Regions from separate parts of the Homo sapiens genome. Here region 1 is linked to region 2. Evidence: read pairs that join two places in POLR2A ChIA-PET (ENCODE). Cell type or tissue: A673. All regions are shown on one strand. Links, peaks and the distances in the headings refer to the core of each region. The heading gives the core; the rest is flanking DNA.

Evidence for each region. Peaks named below come from ENCODE experiments on the same cell type or tissue, not always from the same donor. Only the 100,000 strongest peaks of a DNase experiment are listed, where the experiment ranks them.
Region 1: POLR2A ChIA-PET joins it to region 2 with 5 read pairs; 4 of 35 experiments call an interaction of 5 or more read pairs at or near these places.

Annotation. Positions count from the first base shown.
Region 1 is chr13:59,859,958-59,866,513 of GRCh38, forward strand. It overlaps DIAPH3 (diaphanous related formin 3), which reads right to left. Exons shown (of 28, transcript NM_001042517.2): 22 at 1,450-1,579. Among named protein-coding and RNA genes, the nearest start is that of DIAPH3-AS1, 150 kb to the right of the region's middle. In A673, for the core only: no CTCF peak of the experiment used is centred there; no DNase peak of the experiment used is centred there; H3K27ac peaks cover 427 bases.
Region 2 is chr13:59,944,903-59,953,114 of GRCh38, forward strand. All of the region lies in intron 17 of DIAPH3 (diaphanous related formin 3), which reads right to left. Among named protein-coding and RNA genes, the nearest start is that of DIAPH3-AS1, 64 kb to the right of the region's middle. In A673, for the core only: no CTCF peak of the experiment used is centred there; a DNase peak (open chromatin) is centred at 3,969; H3K27ac peaks cover 2,500 bases.

The DNA of each region.
Region 1 (6,556 bases), core at 1,767-4,266, 86 kb before region 2:
GTAATTCAATAATTCATTGGAACACTAGGATTTATTAGTGAAAATTTAAGTAAAAGGCTTATTTTTTGTCTTACAAATCAAGACAGGCCATATGAAATATTTACTTCAAGGAAACATACATCTCAGAACAAAGTTTCAAAGAACATCTCATCCAATCACATGCTTCTTTGTCAATAAAGTTCTATAATCCTCATTTTATAGAAGAAGAACAATTTAAAGGGAGCAGGAAAAGATAAAATTAATTTTTTTTAAAGAAGAAATATTCACTCTAATATGGAAAACAATAAAATATCCTTCAAGTTGATGAATTCCAATATTAAAAAGAAAATAAAGAGGTTATAAAGACAATTTCATATTACTAATGACTAGTAGTCAACAAAAAAAGAATACAGATATTCCAGCATTCCAGATGAGTTGTTTTCCAAAATGTATTCATAAATTGGTTGTTTGACACCAAGTAAAGTTGAAAGAATCAATGTGAAATATAAATGAAAATTGAGGCCGGGCGCGGTGGCTCATGCCTGTAATCCCAGCACTTTGGGAGGCTGAGGCAGGCGGATCAGGAGGTCAGGAGATCGAGACTATCCTGGCTAACATGGTGAAACCCCGTCTCTACTAAAAATATAATAAATTATCCAGGCATGGAGGCGGGTGCCTGTAGTCCCAGCTACTCAGGAGGCTGAGGCAGGAGAATGGCATGAACCTGGGAGGCGGAGCTTGCAGTGAGCCAAGATCACGCCACTGCACTCCAGCCTGGGCAACAGAGCGAGACTCCATCTCAAAAAAAGGAAAAAAAAGAAAAAGAAAAAGAAAATTGAATTATTAAGGTAGTCAAAAAATTATATTTAAATCATATTATAACCAAGTATTAATAATAGCTCTATCCGTTCTATGACCCTTTATGACCTGATCTAAGCCCACAATTGAGACTAGAATCAGGTTAGAAATTTGGGCATTAGGAAAGAGTGAAATGAAACTCTGGCAGTATGGTGTCTTCTATAACAAAAAAAGAGAGCACCAACAAGTTGGGCAGAGATAGATTTGGTACTCAGGTAAGTAGGGAGGGACACTGATTGCTGGTTCTGGTATCAGGTATGTAATAGGCTATCAGTGCCTATGAATGACATTGAATCAAGAGAGCATCACCCTGGCCAAAAAGTGCAGGAGATTTAGCAGTAGAAGGTAGGGCTAGCAGGTATCTACAAGGTTTAAACTGTAAAACAAAGTATTTTATAATATAAGGCCTCATCATCTAACTAAACAAATTAAACTCATAGCTCCAATCATGACAACTCATAATATCCTACAACTCTCTTTATTTTTAAAATGAGATATTGGGTATGAAAACACTGTGAGAAAGTGGAAAGTACATACAAATAAAAGGTATAATTTTCAGTCTTTTAGCACTGAAGATCAGAGCCATGAAATGTTTCTTAAAAAGGCACAAACCTTTACTAGCTTTGTCTAAAGGTTCCAAATCATCCACAAAATTCAGTATATCAGGGTACTTCTCTTCACATATTTCTACCAGGAAATGAAGTAGCGTTGTTTTCTGATCTGCTGATTTTGTGTCCTTTAGCTAAATAGAACAGGAGGGAGAAAAAACACAGAGTCATAAGTATGTTGATATTCTGTCTACTTAAATAATATTAATACTGTATTTTGTAGATAAGGACTAAAAGTTGTAAAATTAGTTGATTTCGTTTTTGAAAAACAAATATTTAAATACTCGAAAAACTACTTTTGACTTGCTGCTTGGTGAAAATCATTATTTGTCGCAAAAAAGGAATAAGTTTAATCGAGCATGCAATGTTTTATAGAAAAAAATATGGAAAATGCCTAGGAAAACAGAGTAACCTATGAGTCTATTTAATAGTAGTATTTAAACATCCTTGGCATTCATCCATTTATCACTTGGCACATATCCATAGAATGCCTACTAGCTACTGTAGTAGTTGGAGACCTAACAACAAATAAAACATAGACTTTCCTCAAGAAGCTGTTTAGTTAAAAAATATACGTATTTGCCTTGGTGTGACAAATAGTATAGTAAAAATAATCACAACTTTCATTTAGGAGGACATGACAATGGAACTGAGACTTCAAAGACAGGAAGTTGTATGGGCTTAGGGAAAAGAAAGAAAAAATACAAAAGTGCATTAACACAGGCTCATGGAGCAGCATTTACAAGGGCTATAGATGAGGAAGGATATGACACCTCTGAGGCAGCTGAGTGACTCCAGAATTAAAGTGTATCTGTATTAGGGAAGGCATGTAGGGACATGGCAAAGATATAAATCTGAAAAGACCAAAAAATAAAAGGAAAGATAATGGCATGCAATGGAAGTAGGATTTTGATTTTGAAGCAATATAAGTTTTCCAACTAGATGAGAGATGATCAGATATACATTTTAGAAAGCTCCCTCCAGTGAGTGTGGCTAAAAAGATTAGGGCAAGAGTACTAAGAGAAGCATGAAGAGTGAGTTAAAAACCCATGGCAATAATCAGGCAGGGAAAGAGGGCAGTCTGAATGGAGGTTGTGCCTGGGAAATGGGGACAATGAGACCATGTGGGTGTGGAAACCCAGGTGATGCTGTTAACTACCATGTCAGAAATGATGAGAAACAGATTTGTGTGAGGTGGCCAAAGAAGAAAATTGTTTTGGACAAGGTAAATTTGAAGCTTTTCAGTAGTACCCAGGTGGAAATGTCTTGAAAGAATATACATTTATCTATCTATGTATAGAACAGTGCTTTCATTATTTTTTTTCATGATTGCCCCCTAAGAAGTTTTTAGGCATTTTTTTCCTAACTGCACCTATAAAATTTTAAAATCACAAAGGTGATGCATTTATGTTTATATACTGTATGCATATCTGTGTTTTACACCTAAAAACTGGTTAAACAAGTAAGACATTTTTGCTCTCCAAGAACCAACTTTTTATCCCTGAAAGATACCTATTGAAAATACATGGTTAAACCTCAGAGGAATAAACTGGGGCACCAACTTGTGACCCCTTTCCTCCCAAAGCTAATTAGTTGATCAAATTAACATAAACAGGTATGTAGAATGAATGAAAAGAGGTTACGGGCTTGAGACGACCAGGGTGGACCAATCCTAATCTGAAATGGCCAAGGAGTGCAATCACAGGGAGAGGTAGTTAAGCTAAAACTTCAACAATGATAAAAGTTAGCTTGGGTTTTGTGTAGTGTTGGGATAGAAAGTATTGGCAAGGAGGAGTGGTATGAACACAGGACTAATAGGTAATCTGGTAGCATTCCCTACCATTAAGTAATCATTTAGAGCAGAGATACAAATAAAGGGTTAAAAAAAAAATCAGTCTTTTCTACCAGAATTTAATTTACAGCTGGAAATTCAAGGCATACCTAATTGGGCACAGTACTACTTACTTGCTTCCTTTCCAAGAATTTCCAACTTTAAAATTGGCTCCTAAATAAATTCCCATAAGTAATATTTTAAAAAATCCAACCTCACTAAATATTCTATCACTATCAGAAAAATACCAAATAACTGTTAAAGTCCAGTAGTGGAAGAATGGGAGATTTCCGTACCATCAGACATATTAACATACTGACTACTTATTGATTCAAAAACTATCATAGAGCCGGGAACAGTGAGCTACCCACCTAGACAGCTTTACTTTCACATCATGACACATGTAATAGGTTCAAATGCTATGCTGACCTACACAACATGCAACTTATACAGTGGTTCCCAGTACTTTAAAAACAGACTGAATATGAACACTTAGTCCATGATTTGGTACCTTGTTTAAAAGAAATACAGATTTCACAACATAGAGCTGAGTGTTTTACAAGAGGATGCCTCAAAAACATGACTCCATTGACTACCTAGACAAATAGTCACTAACATACGTGGATGATTTGGCAATGTTAAAACATGTCCTTGACTAATTAATAGTCTTGAGCACATTACTGGACCTTAGCTTTCACACAGGTAAAATAAGAAAATGAAACAACATAGAAACTCTAAATTCACTTTTTACTCTAAAAATGTTAAGTATACATTATAGTGGAACTAAGAGTTAGTAGACACAGTACAATTTAATTTTTAAAAACTGGAAGAGTGGAGAAATGTAGTAATAATCTCATTTCAGAGTTATTTCTGTGTGTTTGGGTCAGTTGGAATCATTCTATGGGCTTCTGTTTTTACATATAGACTCATGAATGTCAAATACAATCTTTAAGTTTCGTTACAATCCTATAATTTCATTCATACTATCATCTTAAATAGGTAAGGCCAGATTAAAAGCAGCAAACTTTTACAAACAGTTTTCTCTTTGCACAGCCACCAAAAGTTAACATGAAAGTTGTATTCTGTTTTGTTAAAAAGCACCCTAGTAGCAAAGATCCTTTATCTCACCCACCCTCATTTACAGCAATGACTACTTGGGGAACACTGTTCCTACTCTGAATTCTCGGCAACCCATTTTTACTAGTCTACACCCTTGTAGACTGTTTGGAACGTTAAGACAATCACCATCTACCTTCACAATTTGTAAAGCCTAGAAAGAGTATTCCAATAGTATCTGTGATATAGCTAAACAGCCAGCAACTGCTAGGATTAACGTATCAAGAAATCTCAATGACGGAAGAACAACCAACTGGATTGCTCTTGGTCTTTATTTGTAAGCAATGAGAATTCAGAATTTAGAATCATGGAAAACAATGTAGTTTGTAGCAACTTAGTTTAATAAATGTTAAATACTCAAGTCAAACACAGATTCGAGTTATTCAGAGACCATTATAAAGCTAAACACTGATTTAGGAGGAGGGTGCTACCATGGGTTGTCTTGTTGAAAACATCAACTGAGTAGCAAGCAGCATAATGGGAACAATCTAGTATTAAAAAGTACACTCACTGAATAGTAAAGGGAAGCACAATATTCCTATCATTTCAAAATGGGTATTTAACAATTGAAAGACACCACTCAAACTTTCATGTAAATAAATTTGAAACTAAGCCTAATAAATAAGAGGTTCAGAAAAGAAGCATGTTGTTGATCATGCATGGTGTCTCATTTATAAACTACTATGCAGCTCTAAACTCCAGGGCAGAGATTCTTCATTTATGCTCTAACATTCTCTAGAAAAATTTCACAATGCTGCCAAGATACTCTTCCTGCCTCAACTACTCTATTCTCTCCCTCCCCTCTCTCTAACCATCTTTTAAAAAGTCTTCCAAAAGCATCAAAGCATAAAATGTATTAGGTCCTTATCCATTTGCTCAATATTTTTTTCATTTCATTAATGAAAATTACCAACTAAAAAGGCACATTCTACTCCTACTCATATCATACTCACTCATATCATAATCAGTTTCTGAGCTAGAACAAGTAAAGCTTGGAATACAGTGTTAATTTTGTTGAAGATGAGTAACAACTTATGTAAACTTTGTAACGCTAAATCTTGGAAAGAAAATAAAATATTTGCTTTAAAAATATCTTCAGGTTAAAAGTATGCTTTATTTAAACTTTAACAGTCAGTGCTTGACAGGATTTCTTTTGTATTACTGTCAAGAGATTTATCTTACTGATGAGTAATCATCACCGTTAAACAGAATTTCCTATTTATGTATTGTTTCTTTAAGGTACATTTAACGTGGCATAAATGTCAAATAAACAAAAGATGGATGGAGTTTCTCCAACCACTCTGTTCATTCCAGACAAAATAATGTTAAAAGTGGATCCTGTAATAAATCATGGCCTAGTTGTCAGTCTGCAGTAAAACTCCCTTGCAGTTACAGTGCAAGGTTTGGGGATATTTTTGAGGTATTCAGCACAAATCTGGATGACATTTAAAGAATATTCCATTTATTTAGTCACATGGTAATAATTTAAATTTAAACCCTAAAATAAAAACTAAGCATCTTCGTGATCTTCAGAAGTCAAGGAACTGGAATCCCTTCCTGTTTGAAATAATGAAACTTACATCTTAAGAATATTATCACATTAATAACTCTACTCCGCATCATTATGTTCCTATAATCTAGGTATGTATCAAAGCAGCATTGAATATTTAGATGTTTAGATGCTGTGGACATTAGTGAACACCAGAAACAAGACAAAATTCTGAAAAATCTTGTAATGGCACCATTACCATTTTAGAAGAATACAACCTGTGAATAATATTAATGCTGAGGATGACAGTAGCATCCTCAGCATTAATGTTTGGTACTTACCATGAGACAGACATTAGCCAAATAATATAACACATGTTAAGTGCTTAAAACATTACAACCCCAAACTAGTATTATATCCATTATTTAAAAAGGAAAATGGAAATTTAGAGAGATCATATAGCTTACACTGGATCACATGGAGCCAATGATTGGAACACATGTCTGTGTGAATACAAAGCTCTTATCCACTATAAAATATAGTTCCTTTACAGCAATCTTTAGTCTAGCTTATTATTAACAAAATAAACCAAATTCTCAAAAAATGGCAGTAAAACAACAAAAGAGCACTAATGCAATGTAAAATACTAGCACCCTTTAACCTGTTAATTCTAGC
Region 2 (8,212 bases), core at 2,447-4,946:
AACTGGCCACTAACTAACTTGTAACACCACCACTCCCTCTTGCGGGCCAGCAACACCATCATCAACATCTACATAACTATGCCCTAAGCTAGGGGTATTTCAATATTGTACCAATGCTTCCTTTGCCCCTACCACTCCTACTGCTGGATTGGCCCTCACCTTCCTCCCTGCTTTCAAAAATCATATACTCATGCTTCAAAACAACTCAAATGTTTCTTTGAAGATTTTCCAAAAAATCCACACCTCAAATCTCATCTCCTGCCCTTGTCTCCAGTCACACTAAACTTCTGATGGATCCTAGATCACAGATTCTTTCCAATCTGAGGACCTTCCATGACTATCCTCTCTAAACACACCCCTCATCATACCTTGCTCATTTACTTTCATAGCACATTCAAAAACTACAGTCATTTTTGTTGGCCTATTTATTTTCTGTCTTCTCCATTAGATTATATACTATAGGAAAGCAAGAAGTTATCTGCTCAGCACTGTATCCCAGGAGCTAGGACAGTACCTTTCATGGGAGAGGCATCCAATGTTATTTGCTGCTTGGCTGAATAACTGTTCAGCTGGCTGCATGATTTGCCATGATGGACCCAGTAACCAAAACGAGAGCCCTGCTTACTGATAGCAGATAGCTGCAATCCTAGGCATAGTACTAAGTAGCAGCTAGCCTTGAGGGAATATGACTTGTATATCCAATTTCACTTGCTGACAGAAAAAAAAAAAAAGCCACACTAGCACTAAGACTTAAGCACTTAATACAATAGGAATCACAGAGCTCTGAGAAGAAATAGTCCTTAAGCACAAAGCTGCTGGGCTAGGAAATAGGGAGGCCCTCTTCCACAGAGGAATATTGACATGAGAACCAGGGTCAAGAGGTACAGGTGAGTATTTCTGTCCTGTTTCCTTCATGACTCAAGGTTAATTTACAAGTATTTTCCATAACAATTATAATTTTACCAAAAAAAGATTAAAAATCTATGAATTAAAATTTAAATGAAAGCTTCACATATTAAAAATATGCTTACGAAGAAAAAATGAAGACGAACACTCTGGCTTATTACTGAAAGCTTATACATTAAGTAGGCAGTGAGTTACAGAGAGCTGTCTCCATAGTGGACATAAAAAATAAGAAAATATTTCTCAATGATCAACAAATAACCCAAATATGTCAAATGATATCTCTACTGGCAACACTTTTATGGCTTCCATACTTAGCGCTCAGATTTTTTTCATCTATTAAATGAGAAAATGATAGCTATGATCTAGTAACTTTACAATCCTATGATGATTGAACAATCTTCCACTTTTTTGTACTTCTGTTACATGTTGCAAAGCATTGTGTTCCTATTATATTGTCCTTTCAGCTAAAATGGTTAAGTAAAAACAAATATTTGCACAACATTTTACAGTTTACAAAGCACAGAATCCAGTTTGGATACAATGCACCAAGTTCAAGATTATTAATGATGGGGAAAGTGATGAGAGAAAAAAACCTCCCGAACACTACCTGATACCATTCTTTACATTGTTCATTTCTTCCAAAAAAAGAGAAGTATTTGAAGTTTATGCTCAATAGATAGCATATGAAACACAATGTTCACAACAATAAATTTTAAAAGTTCCTAAAGAGTATATAGACAGCTAATTTGAAGTAGCACACAAATAAACAAATGCTAAAAAAGCACTTGAGTCATTTAAAATACATGCAAACACACAAAGAGAAACAAACATGTTGCTGATGAGTACTGGCCCATGCTTACCTACTTAGACAGCTATTGTGTACAATATTTTAATTCAATCATACTTAAAATTGCAAAGTTATTCTTCTAAAAATGTAAGTACATAACGGATATGTTATTTTTTTTAACTATACCACCACTGCCAGGCACAACTTTAAAATAAAATGTAATACAAAAATGAGAACATTTGAAAATCTGGTACGATAAGGGAAAAAAACTCTTAAGATAAAATGGATGCTGAAGTGTTGAGTTGCACCCAGGGGTCAACAACATTGTGTCTATTATTCAGCTGAAACACAGAATTTGCCTTTAGATACCATTTTAATGTTAAATCAAGAACTGTCAATCAGCACCATTTGTTTGTAATCCCTCATCAGAACCCATTGCCTCAGTCTGAACATTCATAGGAAAGAATGCAGAGGGCATATCTGCAACCACTTAACCTTCATCAACCAACATTCATGCATGCTCATTAACATTTTTTTCATCCCACTTTCGAGCATGACACAGCTCATACCGGAATAATAACTCGCTGATAATTGTTCTAGACAACAGCTGGACAGGCAGAGTGCAGAGGTGAACATTCTCATAGATTATGGGGTACTGTAATGCATTACAATTAGTAAAAGAGTCACATGTTCGTGTTGAATAGCTTTCAACAGAAGTGAAGGAAATGTCATTATCACAAACAGCAATCTCCTCTAACTTTAACTCTGCATGGTCCACCGCCTGATTCTCTTAACGCTTTCCTATTTTGAAATAAACCAATGAAAAACATTGACCCTGTTACTGTACTATTTCATGAAAAGAAGTAATATTTTTGATGTGTTACAATCAGACACGATCTAAATTTGTGATTTAATTTAAAGACAGAAAAGCAGGAGGAGGGAGAGGAGGAGGAAGAGAAGAGTTTCACATCTTACTAATAACAATTGTTTTGAGCATGATGGTGTACACCTGTAGACCCAGCTACTCAGGAGGCTGAGGTGGGAGGATCATCACTTGAGCCCCGGATGCGGAGGATGCAGTGAACTGAGATCATGCCACTGCACTCCAGCCTGGGCAACAGAGCAAGACTCTGTATTTAAAAAAAAAAAACAAACAAACCACAATCGTTTTGCATGAAGTCCCATAAAATCATTATTTATTATTTTTGCTTTAAACTGTCAATTCAGAAAAATAAATTAATATCACTGAAGAAATCTGGAATATCAATAAAAAAGGAGTCCTACATAGGGAAGGGAATTTAGAATCCAGTCCAACATCCTATTCATAACAGCTTTGATAGCTACTTCTTTGCCATAATGCAATAAAAATAAAATGGAATTAATATGATAATGATAATACTAGTTGCCATTTTTAGAGTAATGTGAGTCAGGTATCATACCAGGCACTCAACAGACACAGTCTCTTAATAATCCTAAAAGTAGTATTAACTCTCTTTTTCAGATGAGAAAATTAAAGCTAATCTGAAAGAGACTGAAAATTCATCCCAAGTCAAAACATTATGGAGACAGGATTCCAACCAGGTAGTCTGATTCCAAAGCCGATGCTTTTCACCTGGCTTCATGGTTAATTTCCACATTAGAATCTTGTTTATTTTCCATTATTTCATCCCAATTCCTTGGCTGTACAATTCTTTGACTCTGTAGAATTAGACCTATTTCTAGAAGGTCTTTATTCCAAGACATAGCATTTATACTTCCACATTTTCTACTCTCCTTGTGTCCAAGAAACCTGCTCTTAACACTCAGATAATCTCTAGTCCCTGTACGTCTACCTAGTTTCCATTACACTTAGTTTTTGTTGTTGTTGTTTTTAGAGATGGGGTCTCACTTGGTCACCAAGGCTGAAGTGCAGTGGTGTGATCATAGCTTACTGCAGCTTCAAAACTCCTGGCCTCAAGTGATCTTCCTGCCTTGGCCTCCCATGTAGCTAGAGCTACAGGCATGGGTTTATCAGGCCCAGTGTGTTTTTTCGTATATATGTTGGGTGTTTGTTTTTGTTTTTGCTATATTGCCCAAGCTGGTCTTAAACTCCTGGTCTCAAGCAATCCTCCCACCTTGGCCTCCCAAAGCACTGGGGTTGTAGGTGTGAGCTACCTCACCAGCCCATGCTTTAGATTTTCTAATCAAACTTCTTAATGTGGTTCTTTCTACACCCTTTCTCTGCCTTGCTTGACATAAAAAGAAAGAAGGAAGGAAGGAAGGAAGGAAGGAAGGAAGGAAGGAAGGAAGGAAGGAAGGAAGGAAGGAAGGAAACTTCAACAAATTTCATTTAAAGATCTAATTTAAAGATCTTATACATGATTCATTAATCAGGTAGCATCTCATCTAAAAATGTAGAAAAGTGCCACAATAAACTGAGCAGAGATGGTTGATTTTATAGCTAGAGAAGGGGTAAAGAAAGCAGGAAGAAGGAACAAAAAACAGACTGGTCATTTTTGAGTTACTTTCTTTATAGGGTTAAAACAGGGGACTTCCTTATCATATAGGCTCAGGTAAAATAGGCCCCTTCTGATTGGCTGCTGCGAATCTCCTATTTTTCAGAAAACTGGCACATGTTAAAGTTCAATTTGATTAAATGGCACCTAGCACAAGTGACTCCATTCTGGTTTGATCTGGCATGTTAAGGCCAAGTGCAACAGCTTAGTAAAAGACAATGGCCTCCCATGAATTTTGTTTAGCAACATTTAGTCACAAATATCTGGGAGAGGGGAATCAAGAAACCTAATAGATATAACAGTCTATATCTCTAGTCCTACTTGTGATTGGTGCTCCTTGTTGAAGGAAATCACATCACCTGCAATGGGATCTACTATAATTTAATAATATAATCTGAAATAAAACCTCAGTAATATAACCAGGGTCAGCAAACTATAGCCCCATGGGCCAAGACCAGTTTGCTACCTGTTTTAATAAATGAAGTATAAGAGGAACACATATATGACCATTAGTTTATATAGAGTCTGTGGCTGCTTTCACACTGCAATAGCACAGCTGAGTAGCTGTGACAGAGACCATATGACCTACAAAAACAAAAATATTTACTATTCAGTCTTGTATAGAAAAATGTGGCCAACTTATAATCTGTAGTGGAGATCCATAACAGTATCTTGAGTCAAGCAGATAACAATAAAACCTATTTATCTTTAGCCTAAAATCTACAGACACCAGCTTGATTCACTCTATAATCCTAAATCATCCCATGCTCTGCTTTCTTCCCAAAATCTACCAGCTAATGATTGTCTAAACCTCGTGGATCACACTTCCTCAAAGAGCTTTTATAGCTAATGTACTCCCATGGAAGTAACCTAGATTCATAAATTCATCACCAATGCCCTTGGTAATAAAAGTAGTCTCTTAATTGACATTCCAGTTTCTGGACTTTACCTACTGCAACACAGAGCTGTGTGATACTAAGGTGTCATGCTAAAACATAGATTATAATATGTTATGTCTCCATTTAAAACTTTGTGACAATATAATATTTTAATTTATTTATAAACGTGACAGAAGAAAATATAAATGCCTAGATTTTGCATATAAACCTCCCTAATGTAAACACAACTCTTTCTAGGTTCATCTTCCAGTGACATTGTCCCATATATATCTTCTCATTCTCAAACACAGAGCAGTATATTTCACTGCTGATCTTTAGCTCCCAAGCCTACGTGTTTCCCCAAACACCCCAGCAGCACATGTTTCAGTGCCTTTGTTCACACTCTTGACTTCCTCTCCTTATTTGTACGTTCACTCATCCATCCAACAAGCTTATTAAGCAATGATAAACATCAGACACTGCCCTGAGTAAAAGGAGTAGAGTAGGCAGAAGACATAGTTCCTAACCACTCACACAACTAAGAATTTTAGTAGAATTACAAACCAGAGCTATGAATGAAAAATAAAGGGCACTGTGGGGTTGAATCACAAAACCTATGCCAATCTGAGAAGTCATAGAAATCATTTCCCAAAGGAGATGACACATAAGCCAAGAAATGAAGTATATGAGGTGGGCAAAGTGAAGCTATCTCCTTCATGATACTTTTCTAATTATCCCAATTAAAATCAACAGGTTTTTAAATATACTTAATAGCTGTGATATAATGACTAAATGTAATACTATACGATCAGTCAAGATATGAAGGCTATTTAATAGCATGAGAAATATGTGGAAATAACTATATATATATATTGTTATTTACTCTAGCAGTATAAACACTGCTAGAAAACAAAAGTTTTGAAAAGCTTAAAGGAAATTTAAATTCTACGATGAAATTGAATAGTGTAGTGGAGTTTAGGGTGGTATTTTTTTCTTTCATCAATTTTCTAAATTTTCTGTAACATAATTATTCTATAATGAATAAATTATGGCAGCTTAGGTAAACAAGCTTTATATAATCTTAATGAAATACATAAGTAATGTTTTATGTGTACTTAACTATTAAGACACTGATGAGGTTTGGTTGCATCCCCAACCAAATCTCCTATTGTAGTTCCCATAATCCTCATATGTTGTGGTTGGGACCCAGTGGGAGGTAACTGAATCATGGGGGCAGTTACCCTCATGCTGTTCTTGTGATAGTGAGTGAATTCTCACAAGGTCTGATGGTTTTATAAAAGGCATTTTCCCCACTTCGCTCAGCACTTCTTCCTGACATCATGTGAAGGACGTGTTTGCTTCCCCTTCTGCTATGATTGTAAGTTTCCTGAGACCTCCCAGGCCATGCTGAACTGTGAGTCAATTAAACCACTTTCCTTTGTAAATTACCCTGTCTCAGGTATGTCTTTATTAGCAGCGTGAGAATGAACTAATACAGACATACATAATACTGTATACTGTATTACCTATAACACATATATCTTTCATGTAAAATTGCAAGCTTCTCAGTCATATTTATGAATCTTCTGCCATCATTCACTCAATAAACTTCATAATTAAATACTATTTTGATCTTCATATTTCCCTACTTAAAGACTTTATTAGTTTCTATAATAGGCATTAATATACTTGATTTTCTGTTATGTCCCATCAAACTTTTATAAAAGCATCACTTTCAGTAAAATTTTGAGGTTTTTAAAGCTTAAAATCAACACCTATAAAAAATTAAAAATAACAAGTGTGGGCAAGGATGTGGAGAAATTACAACTCTTATACATTGCTAATAGGAATGTAAAATGATTCAGCTACTGTGGAAACAGCTTAGCAGTTCCTCAAATAGCTAAACATAGAATTACCAAATAATACAGCAATTCCAATCCAAAGTATTTATCCAAAAGAATTGAAAACAGGTATTCAAATACATGTACACCAATGTTCACAGCAACACTATCCACAATAGCCAAAAGGCAGAATCACCCTAAATATCCACCAGTGAATGAATGGATAAATCATGGTATAAAACTACAATGGAATATTATTCAACCATTAAAAGAAACATAGCACTGACACATGCTACAATGCATACTCAAAAATATTATGTAAAGTGAAAGCCAGATACGGTAAGTCACATATTGTGTGATTCCACTGATATGAAACATCCAGAACACATAAATTTATAGGCAGAAAACAGATTGGTGATTGCCAGGGGCTAGGGGAAGTGAATAATGGGGAGAGACTGCTTAAGGGGTCCAGGGTTTTACTTTGGAATGATGAAAATGTTTTAGAACTAGATAGAGGCCGTACTAAAAGCCACAATTATTCATAGTTAATTTTATGTGATATTAAGTTTTATCACAATTTAACAAAAATCAACACCAAACAAAGGAGCAATTTTCAGGAAAAATACCTACAAAATGTGTTAGAGTATGTTTGCTATTAATTGCTCCTGGTTTGTAGACACCAATCAGGGTGCATCCAACAACAACACAGAATTTACCTATAATTTTTACTTTCCTCCTTCTTACTTTTTGCTGCTAAAACAGAAGGAAAAAAAAGGTGAATCATTTTAGCATCTAGGTCCTGAACCTATTCCACTCCCAACCACCTTCATTATTCTCTGAATTTTTTTAACCTAATTTACAAGAGTCTGCTATTCACTCAGAGCTAAAGTCATCAGAGGCAGAGTTAATTGGAATCTAGATCATTTAAATATTTCTACTCCCCTTCCAAAATTTCCATTTGCTTAAAATGAAAAAAGACAGTTTGCTTGAGGAGGCTGAAATTATTGCATTTCTGCTTTAAAGAAATGAAAAAGCATTCATTTATCCAGCAAACATTCAATGCCCATATGTGCCAAGCATTCTTCTAGGTGCTTGTGATACATCAGTAAATGAAACAAAGAGCTCTTTAGTAAAGGAGCTTAAATTCCAGTGGGAGTAGGGAGAGAATAAGACAACATACCGAATATATAAGTAGCTAACAGTATGTTAGAAGGAGATAAATGACATGAAAACTACAACACAGTAGAGAAAATGGGGATGGCGTGAGGACAAAGGAAAACATGGCAGGATTAATTTGGGAGTTGA